Linked DNA regions of Mus musculus: region 2 is linked to region 1. A link is a loop called in an ENCODE intact Hi-C map of the cell type or tissue named here. Cell type or tissue: left cerebral cortex. All regions are shown on one strand. Links, peaks and the distances in the headings refer to the core of each region. The heading gives the core; the rest is flanking DNA. Region 1 holds the start of Kcnmb2 (potassium large conductance calcium-activated channel, subfamily M, beta member 2). Region 2 overlaps Kcnmb2 (potassium large conductance calcium-activated channel, subfamily M, beta member 2).

The links. Hi-C counts contacts between places; a loop is a spot of excess contacts. Peaks named below come from ENCODE experiments on the same cell type or tissue, not always from the same donor. Only the 100,000 strongest peaks of a DNase experiment are listed, where the experiment ranks them.
Region 2: a loop joins it to region 1, with 1.9 times the contacts of the local background. A loop is called at or near these places in 2 of 42 quality-filtered maps.

Annotation. Positions count from the first base shown.
Region 1 is chr3:31,897,073-31,907,023 of GRCm38, forward strand. It overlaps Kcnmb2 (potassium large conductance calcium-activated channel, subfamily M, beta member 2), which reads left to right and starts at 5,631. Exons shown (of 6, transcript NM_028231.2): 1 at 5,631-5,853. It overlaps Gm34031 (a long non-coding RNA gene), which reads right to left and starts at 5,102. Exons shown (of 3, transcript XR_389652.3): 1 at 4,984-5,102; 2 at 3,080-3,194; 3 at 1,755-2,213. In left cerebral cortex, for the core only: no CTCF peak of the experiment used is centred there; DNase peaks (open chromatin) are centred at 5,655, 6,054 and 6,614; H3K4me3 peaks cover 1,635 bases; H3K27ac peaks cover 913 bases.
Region 2 is chr3:32,049,119-32,059,069 of GRCm38, forward strand. All of the region lies in intron 2 of Kcnmb2 (potassium large conductance calcium-activated channel, subfamily M, beta member 2), which reads left to right. Among named protein-coding and RNA genes, the nearest start is that of Kcnmb2, 150 kb to the left of the region's middle. In left cerebral cortex, for the core only: no CTCF peak of the experiment used is centred there; DNase peaks (open chromatin) are centred at 3,689, 4,731 and 4,878.

The DNA of each region.
Region 1 (9,951 bases), core at 3,200-7,199:
TTTGTTTTTTTAATCATAAAACTATTTCTGCCGTTACTAGCCTACTACCACAGCAACATAGTCCCTTCAAGTCTCTGAGCTCTGAGAGTCTCCTCTTAATGGTGTGTCTCTTCAGTGTTGCCCTGGAAAACAGACTTCCAACACGTTCACTGAGGGCAGTCCAAGTCAGCACTGTGCTGCTTGCTGAGTCTTAGTTTATACATGAGACTACCAAATCAATGTGCACCCTCACCAGACCTCACCAAATCAACCTCCAACATGCTGTACCATGCACACAATCAACATCCTAGGGTTGTACCAAGTATACCCTTACCACAGTGAACAAAAAGTCACTGTTGCTACCTGGTGTTCCCTGACTAATTCTGACTAAAGCCTAGTAGCAGCCAGGTGCTTTAGTCTGCATTTCCCTGTGACTATGGCATGCAACAGCTTTTCACCTGCTTGTTTTGCACTTGCATGTTTTCATTAGGGAGTTCTAAAGTAGATTTGGGGTGTGGTTTTAACTGGGTCGATTCCTTCTTGCTGGGCATTGAAAGTTCCTTGTCTGGGTCAGATACAATCCTACACGAGCTGTAGCTTCTGCAAATGTTTTCACTTAGCCCATGACTTTCTCTTTTATTTTTCTATTTATAAATTCTTTTCAAGAACTATCCTTTGGTGCTTACATACCTGGGTATCAAAGTAGAAGTATATCTGGTCACCGTGTTGGAAGCTAGTTTCATTTAATGCAAAGAACACCGGGCTATAAGTTGGAAGATGGACATACATGCTGCCTGGTCTTTAGGAAGCTACTTTAACCTCTCTTTTCAGTTTCTATCAATAGAGATAGAGCAATTAATATTTGCCCCTCTGGGCAGATGGCTCAGTCAGTAAAGCATTTGCCATACAAACCTAAGAACCTGGGTTCTATTCCCAGAACTCGTGTTAAAAAGCTAAACATTAAAAGAACAAACAAAACTGTCATGGAAGTGGTTGCTTATAATCCCAGCACTGGGGAGAACCCTTGGAGCTGTTTAACCAGTAGCCTAGTCTCCTTCATGAGTTCCAGGCCAGTGAGAGATGCTGTCTCCAGAGATAATGTACATGGTGCCTGGGGAACAACGTTCAAAGTTGTCTTCTGGCCTCTCTAAGCATCTCTACATATGAAACATGCATATGCCTGCACAAACACATGTGCACAGAGAGGGGGGAGGGGGAGAGAGAGAGAGCTATGTCTTGCCTCAAATCAATTTTGTTCTGAAGATTGAAAACTGTAGGAGAGAAGGCAGGATGGCGCACACCTAAAATCCTCATACTCAGGAGGCTACAGCAGGGGGTTTGTCCTGGGTTTGAGGCTAGACTGGGCCATATAAGGAGCTCGATCTTGAGAAAAAATAGATGAATTTAGTATACTCATGTAATCTCTTAAGGAATTATGGACTCATTGAATTCACACCATTCTCCTTCATTCCAAGGGTCACACATGTCAGTCTGCGCTGGAGAATTACTTTTGTATGCACTCGAAGTGGAAGGGCGCTCACTGCGGAATGAGTCAGCCTCTGAGTTCACAGGATAACAGGAAGGAAGCTGCTTCTAAACTCAGTTATTCCTAGAAAAATAGAGCAGAGCAAATGCTCAGGCTGCACTATTCAGAGTGTGAATTATACACTGCACATTATCATTATTGCTCGGATCTGTAGCCAATAGCTACACCTTCAAGTTATATTTCTATCAAATTTTCATTTTAACAGCGATGACTCACAATGAATGGATGATCTCATTCATTATACCATCTACTCACCGCCTGCACAGGGAGGCTGCAAACTCACAGCTCAGACCCCCCTCAACTCACCTTTCCCATTCAGTGTTTGTTAACACACATGCGTGCGCGCACACACACACACACACACACACACACACACACACACATTTCTTTGAGAACAAGTTTTCTCCTGTACACAGGGAGAGCAGATGCTAGGGAGATGCTACCAAGTTGCAGAGGCTTTGCACATTCTTCCACCCTGGAGTAAGCCTTGCCTGCCTTCTGCAGGTCCACACTTCCTCCTCTGGACTGAGAAGTTATGCTGGGCAAGACCAAACGCTTTCCTCACATCAGCTCCTTTCATGAATGGAAGAGCAGGCTTTCAACATCTGTGCCACAGCTTCCTCTCCATTGGGAGCAGTGGTCCTGACGGGTACCTTGTGATCTGACTCCTAAAGAAAGAGTCATGGAGCTGAGATCCAGAAAATAAAAAAGAAACAAAGGGAGACTGTTATGTAGGACTGAGGGGGAGTGATGCTCTCGGCCCCTTTTCCCTGCCTGCCTTCCACTCCTCCTAAATCTTTTTACCCTTGGTTCCTAAGGCTGCCCATTCTTCCTATTTACCCATCATCTCTCTTCTTGTTTAGTTACAACCATAGTTTATTGGAGGAGTTTTGTTTGTAATGAACTTTATTTTTTCCCAGACTCGCCCTGTGTCGCATCCTTGCCAACTTGCGAGGGCCACTCTGGTTTTTTCATTTCAACACCAGATGCTCAAACAGTACAAAGGTCTCAAACTCAGGCCTGCTTGTTTACTCCCAAGCCTGTGCCCTCTTCTACTACTGTGGAGGCTGGAGATCTTCCTCCCTCTCCATCTTCCTCTTAGATCTCTTTCCCTCCCCCCTCCCTCCCTCCACTCTTTCCCCTCTCTTTCTCCAAGCTCTCCCCTCCTCTATCCTCCTCCACTCTCTCCATTCCTCTCTGCTTCTCCCTCCCCTCCCCTTCCTTTTCCTCCCCTTTCCTTTCCTTCCTTCTTCTCTCAATCATGATCCTCCTTTCTCACCACAAACAAACAAACAAACAAACAAACAAAAACAAATAACAGAATCTGACCCTGACATCACAGGTAGAGAATTCTTCTCACCTCTCAGAAAGATCCAGACAACCCACATCTGTACTGAAGCATCTCTAACCCCCCTGCCCGCGCCAGCCTCCACCCGCGCCAGCCTCCACCCGCGCCAGCCTCCACCCGCGCCAGCCTCCAGGGAACCCATGGCTGGGCACAGCAGAGCAACAGCTGAGTTGTCAGAAGAACTGGGGGGATGCAGTGGGAATTACCTTTTGGTGAGGATGCTTTTGGGGCCTCCCCTCTTTCCTTTTTCTTTTCTGGTGTCTTCCTCTGTCCCCTTCCAAACCATGAACACGTTGCTTACAATGGTGTTTAGCTTCTCATCTAGAAAAATAGATGAACTACAGAATTTATGACGCTGCTTTTCCAATCATTCAAAAAGAAATCTTTATTCTTTTACTGAAATAATCCTTCTCCCATAAACAAATGTTGGGTGATATGCTTGTCCATTAAAAAAAAAAAAGAAGATTTCCATAAAACCCTAAAGAATTCCCTCCCAACAATTTCATTTTTGAACGTTTGTACTCACACCTTGGAGTGTGAACAAGAGCCCCTGGAAGGAAGCTGTGTCCACAAACACTGATGGACTAAGAATTTCAGTCACAGCGACAGGTTAGGATGTTACAGAGTCTGGCTTTACACTTTATCTTTATCTTGGCCTAGCTTTAGACCTCTAAGTAACTACTCCTTGCCCACCTCTTTGGGAACTAACATCCTGTGAGTAACAGATACAACCCCTTTGCAATTTAGCAACTTAACAGACTGCTGACTCCTACCAACCCAAAAGCTAAGAACAGAGCAATATAGAGTCTGAGGCCTCAGATGAGACTCCTGCATCTTGCTGAGACTGTCTCTTTGATGTACCCACCAGTGTTCTTAAAACCCCTTGACTTACAGCTGTCATTGTTTGAACTCTAAGAAACCGGCTTCCACTGCTTCCATGTGGACAAGGGGAAACCATGGGAATGTAGTTCTATGTTTCCTGGGCTTTGGCCATCAAATTTGATTCCCGAATATTCTCTTATTCCCTTGGAGATGAGAGCCTTGTTTTGTGTCAACAGTTGTGTGAATTGCTCCAATTACCATGAAATTAAGATACTGATGACAGTAATCAGCACTTCTTCTGCTCTCTTTACAATTATGAATATTTAACTATTTCTGAAATGGTTTCTCTTAGATGACCAAGTGATGAGCAAAACTTCTTTTAAAAAAAAAAAAGAAAAAAAAGTTTCTTTTCTATTTGAGGAGCTAAAAACAAGAAGAAACTCTTCTTTCTGTTGTATCAATCCAGTGGGTCCAGGGTTATCTTTCAAAATTCAAACTTCATATTCAGGCCCAGGGTTAGCTCTAAGGAAATGATGTAAGGACACTCACTCAGAATGAAGTATGATTATGGTTTGTGATACAAAGAGAGTCTTTTTTTCCTACTGAATCACATTTTATTCCCAAGAAAAAACTGTAACCAATCAAATAACAGCTAAAATTCAAATATAATCAGGGTATATTCAAACCAGCAGCCAGGAACATGAGAAAGAAAGAAAGGAATGAAAGCAAAATCTTTGGACCGATATGAGAGCAATTCTGATATTCAGTTATTATGTGGAAGAGGATGTGGGTCTGCTCAATGTCGTACTCCCAAACAGCAAAAATGCCCACAATTAAACAGTGGCAACTTAGAATCATGCCCCTGAGATGGTCTTCCAGAGGGTCACTGGCAGTGGCTGTAAGATGTTCATTACCACTATTCAATTTCTGTTCCATAGTCCAACATAGAACACTCCTGTCCATATTGCATCTGCTGGTCTCTAAGCCCCTCCCTTAGTGCCGACCACTCAGTTTCCATAGTAACTACTATATAACTATGGTTCTGAGGTAGCAAGAGAAGAGAAAGGAAAACCGAGTTAAAAAAAAAAGACTAAACCTGGGTAGTTGGAGCATTAAAACATTCTCTGGCAAGAACTTTGTTTTTGCATTCCTGTCCGGAAAAACACTTTTCAGAGTGATGTGTGTTTGCACACACAGAACAGCCTCCTCTCTGGCCAGTGTTTCTATGTCACTACTGTGTAAAGGACCACACCAAGGCAGGGCACCCATCCCAAGCTCCTCTACCCACCTTCCATTCTTTCCATGGAGAGAGCAGTGATGCAGGAAAAATGGTGACCTTTGCATGGAGCAAAGAACTGTGCAGCCGACATGCCCTAATGAGTTCATCTGTTTTCTGATGCATGCTGTCCGTCTGATACAACATTTGAGACTTCAGGTGAGTACATGCCATAAGGCATCCTCAGTTACCCATCACAACTTTCCCTGTGTGAAAGGATCCTCTCGCCTAGCTCTGGAAATAATGTCTTTTTCTAACTTGGGAAAGCAAGAGTCCCTTGCTGGGACTAACAGGATCACTTGGGGATTCCAAGGGTGTTTACTCCCAAGTTCACCCTCCTAGAGAGAGCTTATTTACAGGAGGAGTTCTTTCTTCCGAAGTTAGAGGATTTGGAAATCTAATCTAGTAGGTAGGGTGGCCGCAGAGCTAGGAGGGAAGTCAGATCAGGCTCCGCTCCCTTTTCAGTATGAAAATTCGAAAGCAGTGGGGAAGAAATGCTGGACCTATCACAGCGATGCTAACAGACAGCCTATTACAGTATTTAATAAAAACAGAAGCAGCGTGCCTGTCATAGGCTAATAAATCCTACCTCCTGCACGCTTTTAAAAACAGTCTGGACCGGCTTCCACAGAGCTTCGGAGAACTAATCTTAAGCATGGCTGTCTAGCGTGCCTGTCACTCCTATTGTCCTTCCAAACTCTTGCAGACATTTTGAGCGAGGAGTAAAGCTATGAGTTAGCGAGGGTGTGACATCAATGGTCCACAAAGACAGCCAGCAGGAAAGGTAAAGATGAGGACCGGTGGCTGTGTGGAGGACTACACGGGATCACTGTCATTAAAAATTAAGCGTGGCTTTTGAGGAAGATGTGACAACTCCTGAAGGTAGGATTTGCATGTAAAACAAAGGAATCTGTTGCTGTTTGGAGCTTTTTGTTGTCGCTGGGCTCAGCGCTGGGGTGCCTGTGGTCGGTCAGGGATTGCAGCCAGGTGCTACAGAGAGGCTTGGTTGACTTGGGGCTCCACGCTGACCAAAACACAAGACACACTGGGCAGTGTGAGGTTTTATGTCTGGAAAGCCTCATGGACAGGTTGGCTCCGGGCTCGATCGCAGCCTGCTGAGTGTGCACTCCACGTTGCTTTCGGTGGAGTAGAAGGCTTAGAGGTCATGGAGAAAACAGTTCTTTTCTTACCAGTGGTGCCTGATAGGCTGGGGAGGGGGCACTGAGAGAAGACTTTGGCAGGTGGGAGGCAGAGAGAGCCAAGAAAAATAGAGGAGGAAGCCGTGCTGAACTTGAAACCTGTTAGGTAAATATATATTCCTGGAGTCAGTGTGTTTTGGTGGTCAGAGGGTATTTCAGAAGATAGTGATGGATTTCCCCCTATAATCTACTATAAGAGAAATCTGGTTACCTCTGTCCATCTTGCATATTGAAAGGCTGGTCCACACCATTCTGTTCCTATTAATGGCTTTGCTAAAAACAGACCGGGAGTTTGAGAGTAAAGAAGGGGCTTTCTCTCTGTTCGTGTTCTTGCCTTTGAGCAACTGCTGGGCTGCAGATGGAAACGGGAATTCTTTAGAGGTTAAGGACTTGACCTTTTATTTTGTTAATGAATAGCTCGAAAGCTTAATCTTCCTTGAAGATAAGAGGAGCGGTTGGGTTCCACAGTCCGGGAGGAGGGGGCAATGATTAGCACTGGCAAGGAACTGCATACATCTCCTTGCACTTCAGATGGGCTCTGTACAGCTCTACTAGAGAGGGAAGGTAGGAACCACCCGCGGAGATTTCAGAGGCAAAAGTACAATGATCCAAAACCAATGTTTCTGCAATTTGATCCCCGGTGCCAGTACTGTCATTGCTTGTGACCCTCAGTGTGAAGTGGCAGGGACAAAGTGAATGTGTCCCTCCGTGGCGGGTGCGTTCTCTCCCCTGTGGACCTCACAGACTCAAAGCTGTAAGGATAACGCTTTCTATTTTGAAAACCAAACAAACAAACAAAAACAAACAAACAAGCAAACAAACAGAAAAACCTCTGCATTTCGATGCATGCATTTAGCTATAATGAACACCAAAAGCGCTTCAATGATCATATTTATAAAGAATGTAACATTCTCCACTGGTCTACACCATCCACATAACACGGTATAAATAAGTGTTGAGGACAATGTTAGTTTTCAGTTAAATGCTGGAATTAGGGTTAAGTGAGATTCTGGTCTTTTTGAGCTCCTGTGTACACACTGCCATTTACACACAAACTCGAGGTCATTTTCCTTTGGTTGAGAGACCTCTAGGCTTGAAGTTGGCTGGGTGTTCCTCATAGCAGAATGACAGCCTTTAGTGAGACTGGGACCCAGTCTTAGTTGGTCTTTGGGTGACATGGAGCACATGGGTATGAGTAACTGTATATTCTGGTAAGATTGATGGTTACGACATAGTCTGTGCTTCCTCGTGGCCCGTGGAGAGCATGACCTTGACCTTGTAATCCCCATCCCTAGCCAGTTGAAGTCACCAGTGAAGACTCCATAATAAAAAAAGACAGAGCTTGGACTTCCTAAACACAAGATCTGTCGGCTGAAGTTAGCGAGTGAGTGTTATTGTTTTCCTTGATTTCAAAAAGACTTTTCCTGGCTCTAGTCTGAGCAATTTCACCTGAATCTGACTGCATCAAGTATTTCTTCAAGGGGGAACTGATGGCAGGAAAACAACAGCTGAAGGGTGATTTTCTCGTAGTTAGGCTCTGACACTTCACCGATAAACTAAAACTGATTTCCACACTGTTCACAGATTTATAGGGAAAAATTCTTCTATTAAATCTGGCTGGTGTATGTCAGTCTGGATTGCAATGCCCCCTTCCCCACCCCCACCCCCACCCCCAAAAAAAGAAAAACCGGATGAAACAGGATTACTTGGGTGTCTTTAGTCAGCTCTGAGGAAAGTTGGGCTGAGAAATTTGGACAAACAATCCACTTTGTGTGGCAAATGAACACCATTGCCCATTTCGGTTGCTAGGACCAGCCAGAGCCTTCCCTCCCCACATCATCTTTCTCCTTCAGTTTCTGCTCCATCTAGTAATGAAAACAAAGCCTGCTCCAGCCTCACAGGAAATGTGCCTGAATCCTCCCTGATATAAAAAGTAAACAGGATGTCTGTCAGTCTTCTTATGTCCTCCTCCTGGTACCAAGGCTCCCGGACTCACAGAGGTACTTGCTTTCTGTCCCTCTCTTCTACACGTGCCACTGTCACTCTGCATGTATCTACTAGATGTGACATTTCTCACCCTGACACAACCTTCTCTTCCTTCATCTCTCTCCTCTTGGAAAGAAATCTCCCCCCCCCCAACTCTCCAAGTCCCCCTATAGAAACAAGTAGAAAGTCGGCCACAATAATATATGTGCAATATCGAGTTGATTACAGGACCGTGTGTGATTGTGCAATATAGCTCAACTTGCAATTATAGATATACAATATAACTCTGGGTTTTTTGTTTGTTTGTTTGCTTGCTTGCTTGCTTTTTAAGAACACATGTGCGTATTAAAACAAACAAACAAACAAACAAACAAACAGGAAAATGTGCACCAAACTCTCAGCAGCCATTTCCTGTCACGGCTGTAAGCTGTACACTTGCTAAGATGTTTGAGAGAAGTGTTATCGTAATAGTCCTGAGACACGTGTCATAAAGTCCACCCCATCTCCTTTTCTATCCTCACTGCCAGCCCCCCTCTTAGCTCACCTCACAGTGCAGAGGATGTCTTCATCTAAAATTCCAGTCATTTGTTCCCACAAGCAAGACTTGGAGCAGGTTAAGCTTCTCCCCCAAGGCTCCTTGGGTTCTTCTTACTTTACCTTAAGGAGCTCAGCATTATCCTCTCTCAAATGCTGCCTCAGTGAAGTGTGTGTGTGTGTGCGTATGTGTAAATTTTCTATTTCTTTTTGTTTTTCAAGGTTTGTTTCTTTTTTTACTAATTTAATCATGCGTCTATGTCGGTGTGTGGGTCTGAGGCATGAGTACAGGTGCCACAGAGACCAGAGGCATGAGACATCCCTGTACCTGGAGAGACAGGCAGTCATGACTTGCTTGAAGTGAGTTCTGGGAACACAGTCAGGGCAGGTCCTCTATAAGAGCATCAAGCACTGAAACCCTGACCTATCACCCTAGCCCTTTTCCTTGCTTCTGTAAATGGAGACCGTATTCAAATTCCTTTTCCTAGTCTCTGCTAATCTTAAAATGTTGCAGTGTTGGCATGGATCAGCTTCAAATCTCTTCTTTATCTATGTTTAAGCTCCAAATATGTGAGATCCTACCTCGAGCTCTTCAAGACTATCCATATACATACAGATCCCAGATTCTCATCCCTAGACTCCCTCCTGACGTAGCTAAATTCCTACAGAGCAGTTGGCTAAACATCTGGCAACTATCTCATTCCTACTATGTTCAAAATCAATTTCTGGATTTTCACTTGCTATCCTTTCCAGTGTCACTGGTAGACTGACTTTGTTATCCCCTTTCTCAGAGGAAAATACTGGAGGATTTCTTTGAAGCCACCTATTCTTTCGCAGGCCATAGTGATGTCTGTCCTCACTGACTGTACCTTCAGTATAGATCAATACTGTTACTGTTCCTTCTGGGGCCTTTCACCAATCCCCCAAATAAATGGATTTTTTTTTCACAATTGATCACTTCTTCTGCTTCCTTCTGTTCCCATTCAACTCTGTACCCCAAATCCAGCATTGTATCAGAATTGAAACTGAATTAGGATTTCAGTTCAAAAGCCCTCCACTGTCTACCCATCTGCCTTCAGGTTACAGATAAAATCTTGCAGTGGTCACAAGTTGGGCACTTCTTTCACCATTCCCAATTGGATGAGTCAGCAAACCCACCCCACACTCAGATCTCATAGCCTTTGCCTCCAACATACACTTTTCCTAGAAAAGCCTGTCTTGGTTCTGATTCTCACTGTTTCAGATCTCGGTTAAAAGTGCT
Region 2 (9,951 bases), core at 1,903-5,902, 150 kb after region 1:
ACACACACACACACACACACACACACACACACACACACACACATCTCAAAGAAAAGTGACTCTCCCTCCTCCTGCAGCTATCAGCTATCCATAGCTCTTAGCTAGCTAGGACTGAGGCCTGCAGAGCCTCTCTCCCCTCCCTGCTGGCATTGTAAAGGAACGTGATCTTGTGTGGGTCTTAGGCAGGTAAAGCTACTGTGTGCTCATGTTGGACCTAGAAGACAGCATGTCACAGCCCTGCTCCAGCATGTCACAACCCTGCTCCAGTATATCACAGCCCTGCTCCAGCATGTCACAGCCATGTTCCAGCTTGTCTCAGCCCTGCTCCTGCATGACACAGCTCTGCTCCTGTCCTCTGTATCTTTGCCTAGAGTCCTCTAGAACTATAAATGTTACCCAGCAGGGACAGTTTCTTGGTCATTTCAAGAATTTCTCCATTTTTTTTTACAACCAAATTGTGTGGTGTCGTAAAGAATAAGGTCTTAGCATTCAGTTATGGTAGGCAACCAAGAACAACGTCAATAGCCCATACTGTTTTGTATGCGTTGGGGACCTCCCTAACCAATAACTTGTGGAAGGGTATCCCATGCACGGCACTGTGATTTTCATTTTATCACTGTTGTGGATGGGCCTGGTGTTGTTTGTATGTTGATGCTAATTCTACTCTCCTGGGAGGGGCTGCAGACGAGGAGTGAGTCATACTCAGGTGACTTCTTGTGAACCAACCCCCTAAATGGTTAAATGATTAAAGGATTAAGGACTAAAGGAGCCAGTCACTGGGAGAGTAGGCGGGACTTCTGGGTTGTAGAGGGGAAGAGAGGAAGCAGGAAAGAGTCAGGTCCTTTTGTATGGGGATCACGTGAGGACAGGATGTAATTGCGAGTGTCTCCCAGTTTCAATGGCGGATCCATCAGGATTTCACCACTGGAGGATTTAGATTTAATAAGGATTAAATTAGGATTTTAGTTGTTGTGTCAGCAATTGTTTCTGAACTAAGTTTGTGCTGCATTTTCTTTCATGCATCGGCTCTTCTGGGTTCAAGAGAGAAAGGTAAGGTGGCAAAGTGCGGGTTTGCCTGATGTGCACCACAAAGGAAGCTCGGGCTGTCATGGTAGCCACCCAACAGTGGAAACCTAGTGAGCTGAGTGGAGACGTTTCAGGAGCTCCAGGCCAAAGAGTCTCTATGAGATAAGAACAGCCCAGCCAGACCGCCAAGGCAGAGAGTTGCTGGCTCAAGGGTGGGAACTTGTCATTCTTTTTTAATATTTCTCACACAAATCACCCATGTCTTCTTAGATTAGTTAGCATCGTTCACTAATGTGGTATATGTCTATCCAATTTCATTTTTTTCTATTAGCTCATGAACTAGTGTTGTTTCATGAGGCTTTTCCATACTCCCTTAGTTTTGGTTACTCCACCCTTTACTCTCTCCCTCTTCTACTGCCATCTCCATCTCTATCCCCAGTTAAACCATTACTTCCCAGCATACACCCTCTGTTCTTTCACATCACGTGCGTACCGTCTCCTCTAATCATATTCTTGGATTGAATACAGTATGTTCCTAAGCAGCCCTTCCATGCACACACTTCATTGTGGTTAAGGACTCCTTTAACTCTTCTTTTCCCTCTTCCCATCACACCACTACCTTCCTGACCATTTTGGTCACCAGCCAGTGTTCTCTTCTCTACTTTAATTTTAGTTGTGTTATACTATTCCTACTGTATCCCAACACACACACACACACACACCAATGATCTGTTTCTAGTCTCCCAGATTCCATGTGTACTCCACAGAAAAAACAAACAAACAAAAATATTGGAAGCTAGGGCCCTCATATGGACATATGGTGTTTATCTTTTGTAGCCTTGGTAATCTCACACAGTATAATTTTGTTCAGTTCCATCCATCCATTTGACTGCAAATTCTATCATTTTATATTCTTTATGCCTGGGTTAATACTTCATTATATATGAACTGCATTTTCATAATCCATTCTTTAGATAATGAACATCTGACTCAATTCCACTTCCTAGCTACTGTGGATGGACTGGCATTAAACACGGATGTGCACGTAGGATAGTTTCTTTCAGTGGCTACTATTGACCCACAGTTGGTCAGACCCATGGACACCATTCCTGATGATCCAAAGGGCTAGTTTATAAATTGACTTGCTAATAATGAGCATGTTAATAATCATGATATTTTAAGAACAATTTCCTCTTCCTTTATAATGATTTGGGCAGTGTTCAAAGGTGTGCTTTGACAGTAGTAACACTTACCTTGAATTTGCATAGCTGTGGAGCAAGGTCACCCAAATGACCCCATTTAATACCAAATCCTGTGAGAAATGCTCAGGTCTCTTTTCTTTTCTCTGAGAAGAAATTGTTAACTGCACAAGTCTATGTGTCTTGTTGACATTTTAGAGAAGTAATGGACATTGACTACAAATTGAGTCTTCCACTCCACTCATGTTATCCAAAATATTTATTCTACAGCATCTTCTTTAAAAGTGGAAATATTACAGTAGAAACTAGTGAGAGAGAGAGAGAGAGAGAGAGAGAGAGAGAGAGAGAGAGAGAGAGGAGGGACTCTATACGTAGCTGTACCTTAGCTCATAGCTAGCTAGACACACATGAAATGCATATTTAAAGGAAGTTGGGAGTGTTTGCTCAAATGCTTGTGTTCTTTTCTTTCTTATGTACTGTTGTACTTCTCAGTTTTATAAAGTAGAAAGTTTGACTGAACTGAGGCTCCAGAAATATCAGATAAAAATAAGGAAAGATGCTGCTAAGAGCACACCCAAGTGTTACTTCTAATGTGATACAACTGACATTTGGTGCAAATTTAGATCATGTACATTTAAAATTATATAACAGAAATTATTAAATAATGTAGTAAAACTGTATACAGTTAAAGATCTATGCTTTCTTTTTTTTAAAACAAATAAATGTATAAAACAGAATTTCAAAGTTATCAATGCGAGTGAATACAAATTGTAATGCTGTCCCTGAGCACGGTTAAGAACTATTTTATCTTTTATGTGATAATAATATGTTCGGTGCTGCATATATAGAGAATGGCTGACAATCTCTCGGTAGTTATTTTGTTGCGTTAGCACCATTATAGTTACATGTAGCCTTCTTACATTCTAAAGCAGTTTTTATCCTTACATCAACTCACAATATTAGCCTGAAAACAATACCCAAAATAATTTGGCACAAAGACTTGATGTGCTAAAACAATCTAAAGAAAGTCAAAACACTGCCATAAAACACTAAACAGAGACACTCTCAGCAAGAGCAAGCCATTCTAAACCTAAGAAACAAAAGCAGGAGAAAGAAGGAGAGAGAACATAGAGGGCAAGGCAAAGAATGGGTGGAAGAGAGAGATCCAGGGATGAGGAGTGGAGGAGGGGAGGGGAGGGGAGGGGAGGGAAGAAGAAGGGGGGGGAACTGCCAAGATAGATGGAGAAATCTGTTCTCTTTAAGGGTAGCCCTCTGGGGGAAATTAGCCTAACATTATTCTAATGATAAAAACATTTAGGGCCAGATCACTCACATAAACTAGGGGCCTCCTTTTGAAAGGTTTGCGTGTAGGTGCAGCTCATTGGAGGGTTCACCCAAGGAAGATCTTGCCTCATGGGGCTCCTGGTTGAAAGGAAGCTTAGACACCATCTGCTCAGACCAACTTGCAATCCAAACATAGAAGCCTCTCGGAAAATGTTCTGGTGCCTCCCTGTCTCCTGGCCAGTAAGCCTTTGACTTCACAGAATGTTTTCATGTTCATAATCTCACCTAATCTTCTAGATAATTCTGTGCAGATATAACGAGAAAAATAAAACCCTACATTAACTGTTCAGAAACACAGAACCAATTAAACTAGCTGACATAATTTAACACTGCGTTTTAGTTTTTATTTAGTATTGATTTTCCGTGAACTAATTTCACATCACCATCTAAAATATCAACTTCCCTTAATGTTCTATTTTAAACTTAAACTCTTAATAAATAGGTGAGTATGTCCAAAGTGTGGACGTCATACTAACACATCATGGGAGCCTACAATCTATCATGTTGCCTCTCCTTACAGAACACAGCATTCTAAATCCCCTGCCTGTGTTGTGGAGAAGAGACCCTAAAAGACGCAGTCAGCAAATGGCCCTTGAGATGCAACAGCTCAGCTCTTGCCACTCACTAACCACACCCTCACCATGAGGAGAGGGGTCAGGAGAGAGGAAAGTTCACTGTATAAACATGAGGACCTGAGTTCCATCCCCAGCAACCAAGTTGTGCCTGTTAGCATCAGTCCTGATGGCAGGGCCAGAGACAAGAGGATTGCTGGGGTTTCAAGACAGACAGCCCTGTCTGAAACTATGAGTTCCAGGTTCAGTCAGAGATTCTGTCTCAAGAACGTAGGGCAGAGAGCAATAAAGCAAGACAGCAACAGTCTCCTACACAGTCTACACATCAAACACACACACACACACACACGCACGCACGCACGCATGCACGCGCACCACAACAGAAAAAAAAAGTGGGAGAGAAGGAAAAGATGGAAGAAAAGGGAGAGGGAAAATTATTCTTGTATTGAAATACTCTAAAATCAGGTTCTTAAAGCACAGCATTTGCCTAGCTGAATGTGACACTGAGCCCTGGCTAACCTACATAGCAAGAGCTGAAGGCCCTCCCCGCAGGAATTCTCTGGGGCAACCAATCTAAGCTGACTTAGTGCTGTTTGCATTCTATGTGTGTTTTTCAAAGCAAAAAATAGATTTCATCTGATGGTTTTTCTTTGAAATTCCAATAGCATTCACTTCTATATAAATGTCAGTGCTAAAAATTGTTAGCCATGGCATATGAAGTCCCTCTGAGACTTCACTATCATGTCCCCATCTTCTAGAGAAGCAGATGGAGTTGGTGCGTGCATTTTACACCGAAGAGTGTCTAACGCCTGGTTCCAAGTGCACAAGTACGTTCTCCTTCCTTTAATCCTGCCTCAGCAGCTTCATCCTGGCTGTTTCCTTTATCAGCAACATACAGATTATAAGTAGCCATGTGCTAATTTTGTAAGATAACCATATATCTTCCTTCCAAGGACAAGATCAGACAGCTGGGACAAGAGGATAGGAACTGGTTCATCACACAGACCACTAGTTCCATTAAAGTTGTCACATGATGAGAGAAAATGTGAAAATGCAGCAGGATAAGAAGGAAGGGGGGAACGAGGAAGATGAAATGAGAAAGAAGCAGGGGAAGGGGGACTGAACAGCTGTAGTGATAACAGTTTTCCAGCTACCGGACACTTTAGACTCGCCATAGGCCTTGAATGCGTGGCTACACTTACGCTTCCGTGGGTGAGCACATATTGACTCTTCCGGAAGAAGCATTATTGCTGTAGAGCCAAGTCCTCTCAAAACTCTGAGTGACTCAACTCAGTGATCTCAAATATTGATCATGAGATCTTGACAAACGGGCATCTATCCACACAATTCTAAAAGCTTTGAGCTAAAAGAAAATCCACAGGGGGCATGTCTAAGGTGAATTACTTAGACAATAAAAGAAATACCTTTCTTTAGAGACCAGTGAACACAAGCTTGGGACACAGAAGGAAGTTTCTTGAGACTATAAAACTGTTATTCGAAATATGTGGCTTCAGCAGTGGATAAAGGGTTTGTGTTTGCATAATTGTATTTTGTCCTGTCCATCCTTCATAGATTACAGTCTGGTTTCAAGAATGGCATGCCCTATGTTTAATTTGCACTATAATTTAATTTATGCTCCCAAAATGAATGTTCCATGATAGTTCCCTGAGTCATGGTAGTTCCCAGAGAGACAGATCATCTTGTAAAAGACAAATTCTACTTTGTTATGTGATAATTGTAAAATATCCCAGACACCATTCTGTCTTAGTTGGGGTTTCTATTCCTGCACAAACATCATGACCTAGAAGCAAGCTGGGGAGGAAAGGGTTTATTCAGCTTACACTTCCATACTGCTGTTCATCACCAAGGAAGTCAGGACTGGAACTCAAGCAAGTCAGAAAGCAGGAGCTGATGCAGAGGCCGTGGAGGGATGTTCATTACTGGCTTGCTTCACTAGCTTGCTTTCTTATAGAACCCAAGACTACCAGCCCAGAGATGGTCCCACCCACAAGGGGCCCTTCCCCCTTGATCACTAATTGAGAAAATGCCTTACAGCTGGATCTCATGGAGGCATTTCTTCAACTGAAGCTCCTTTCTCTGTGATAACTCCAGCTGTGTCAAGTTGACACAAAACCAGCCAGTACACCATTCCTATATGTATTCTGTGTGCAGTGGCACATCACAGGTTCACACTCATCTAGGTCAGGGCTGTCCATATGATACTCACCATAAAGCTGTTCCTTAAGTGTTCAGTAGTCACAGATGTCTGGTCACACAGTAGCTGTCAGCCTTGCTGTGGGCAAACATCTTCTGATCTGTAAAGACCCCCCATGAAAAGGGGAGAAAAAGAGAGAAGGCCCTCTGTCCTCTCTTACTTATGATGGGAGAATTTAAGACTCAGGAGGCAAGAAAGAGGGCAGTACCCCAGTTCATTTCCTCTGGGTCACTCCAGCCCCTGCACCTTCATGGGGTTTCCACACTAGAAAGAAAGGAATGCATGTGGAGGGCCAGGATCCTTTCTAGCTACTACCCGTGGCTAACCCCTGTAAAATGAAGCTTTCGCGGATCTCCAGAGTCACCTCATTCCTATTTCCACCTCCCCAGAGATCTGTCAACACCACAACCATCAGCATGAGGCTTCCTTTCCCTTCAGACTCAAAACACACACTTTCTTTTGAGCTTCTCCCTATCTAAAGTTCTCTGAGTCAAAATCCCAGGCCCTTTCCATGAGTTCCCATAGAGCCTCTGCCTTTAACCTAAACACTCAACTCGGGCTTCTCCTGCAGCCCACATCCTGGGAACCTGCTTGCTAACTAGATTCCACATTGACTGTCTGGTGGTTTCAGCACACACTCTTGGGCAGATTCCTCGCAAATCTCTGGCCTGTCAGGTCAGCAATATGCATATATGTTTGGCTCCTTGGACATGTGCCTGGGCATCTGCTTCTTATATCAAACGACAAAGAGGAGGATGAACAAACCCTATAGGAGCCACGCTTCTACCTATAAGCCAAGTCCTGGGACTGGAACAGTCTCTATGGAGATTTGGGGAATCTGTCAGGATCAGGCCTGACTGGGTATCAAATAATCATAATAAGATCAGCTTTACCATGAACAGGACCAGACGCTAAAGCACTGTGCGTAGAGCCTTGCTTGCCTACTTTCTGATGACACGTAAGAGTGCGCCTTGCTCTTATGAAATAAATGATTACAGAAATGTTGAAGTTGGAGCTGAATCACATAGGAAGCAAGGTTTGAAAATGAGTTCTCACTACACACACATGCCAGAAGGGCTATGCAATAATATTTGTATTTTGGGAAAGACTAAAAAAAGAGTGCTTTTTATAGTTGTCTATTACAGTCTCGTCTTTTCTAACAAAACTTTTGTTAATTATTCATTCTTAAGCTTTGAACTGCTACTTATAATCAGTATAGCTGAAATAATTACATTTAGCACAAAACACCCAAATTGGGGTAAAAGCCATCTCCTTCAGGAAATAGAATGGGAGGAGAGACCATGCCTTAATACTGCTAAATGTATTTACTTAGAAAAGAGGAAACAGGGGGCGGGGAGAGAGTGGGAGCTTTGTGGCGTGGGGAGCAGATACTGATACAATTATAAACGTGGAAACATATTTCAAACTTCAACTTATCAACTCCCTGCTTCCATTTTTCTCATTGCTTTCAAATCAAAAACACCTACAAGTCTTCAAATAGGGAATGAGAACTTGAGGGGCTGGCTGGGAGTGTGCACGTATGTGCATATGAAGGCCAAGAGTCAACCTCAGGTGTCCTTCTTCAGCTGTCAGTCATCTTGCTTACTGAGACAAGGTTTCTCATAGGCCTGGTGATCCCCAGAGATCACCAGTCTTTGCCTCTGCCATGCTGGAATTTGAAACAGGTTACTACATCCAGTTTGCTTGTTTATTTGTTTTTTAATGCAGGTTATGAGCATTGAACTGGGGTTTTTATGGTTGCATGATAAGCAATTTACCGACTGAGTTGTTTCTGCAGCCTGGAAGGGGAACTCTTGTCCTTTGACCTTTCCATGTGGTGGAGGCCAGGCACAAGCTGCTGCTCCATCATACACCCTGCTTGCTCTTCATTTCCTCACAGCGTTCCCTGAGCTTGGAGTCAGGATGGAGGCTGGAAATATTGGTCCAGCTCTCAAATCTCCACCCAGTTCATGTTCTGCAAAACCCTTCCAGCCTTCACAATTCAGTGCTTTCATTTGTCTCAGAGTTGTCACAATCCCAAACGCACAATGTTTTGTGATTAAATGAGGTAATGTATGCAAAATGCCCAGTGCATTTTGTAGGGCCTCCTCACATAGCAGCTGTTGTTTCTTCCTGTGATTGGGGGCCATTAGCTCTGTTGGGGCAGTATTCGCCTCTGTCACAGGCCAGCCTTTTGGGGGGCATTGAGAAGATCTAGAGCATGCAGAAAGTGCACACTGTTCTAAAACCCAAGCAGGTGGCTCAGCAAGAAAAGTCTCGCTCCTCTTCCAGAGCTCACGATCTGACTTCCAATCAATGCGGGTATGTCTGAGCCTTTGAGAACACCAAGAAACGAGGATGATCTTCCTCGCTCATCTCAATAGGCCAGGCCCCAGCTTCTTCCCCAGCTACAGGAGCAGCTGTGGCCCTGACCTGGCCCAACTCTACCAGCAACGTTCTCTCCTCAGCCCTCCCAGTCCCCTCTGAGTTTACCCTACAGTCTATGTGTGCACCATTTCCATGTCCCTGTGAGGACCAAGGCTCTACTCCACCAGTGATGCCCTGACTTATGGGATGTGCTCACACAGAAGCCCCAGAGCTCCCAACAGAGGGAGCAACCAATCCATGCCTTCGATTACAAGTACCAGTAGAAACCCAAAGGCCTGAAAGAGGGGGTGAGAGCAAGCGGGGCTACAGGTCTGCAGACTCTACTTTCAGGAAATCTGGTGGAAGGGAATCAATCACACTACTAGAGCTGGTGTTCTAGTAGACACACTTGCTATTTACCAGCAGTGAGATTCTCAGTGAGAGAGCTCAGTGCTTTCCGCGTCTGTGTAAATGAGAGGCAGATGTTAGCATTATTATGATGGTTCACTAAGATGATAGATTCCAGACAAGTGTCAGTACTACCATCTTGAAACGTCAAATGCATTGCTCCTTGTGTTAATTTGCCCTCTGTGTGGCAAAGTCCCCGAGGGAGTAAACTTATACTTAGGAAAGGTTAAATCCCTGACGAGTTGATCCATTGTTTGGGTGCCTGCTGTGACATGAATCGTGGTGGAATCTATGGAAGAGGGAACTGCTCACTTGATAGTGGCCAGGAAGCAAAAGGGGCCAAGGTCTCAATGTCTCTACCTGAAACTCACCTCTGGAGGGCTTTCTCCCACTTTGACCTATCTTTTAAAGTTGTTCCACCTCTTGGCAACTCTACGGCCTGGGAACCAAGCCTTTGACCCATGTCTCTTTGTGAAACATTCCAAATTGAAACCACAGTACAGCATTGCAATGGCTGCTCTGAATTCTACCGTCATGGCAGGGGTCAGAGTGAGAGAGGCACTCACAACTCTCTTGAGATGCTTCTACCAGCTGTGCTGTGGTGATTACCATCATCCCACATCTGGCTGCCCATTAAAACCATTGAAGAACTTTTAAAACATCCTGAAGATACATTATATTCCACAGTTCTCAGGCCCTCTGTAAAGCAAGTATAAACATCAAATATTTTTAAAATAATTCTAGTGTGTAGCCAAGCATGAGAACCATTAAAATAACGACATCTGTGCTTTGTAGAGTAAGGTGTTTCTAAGACCCTGGG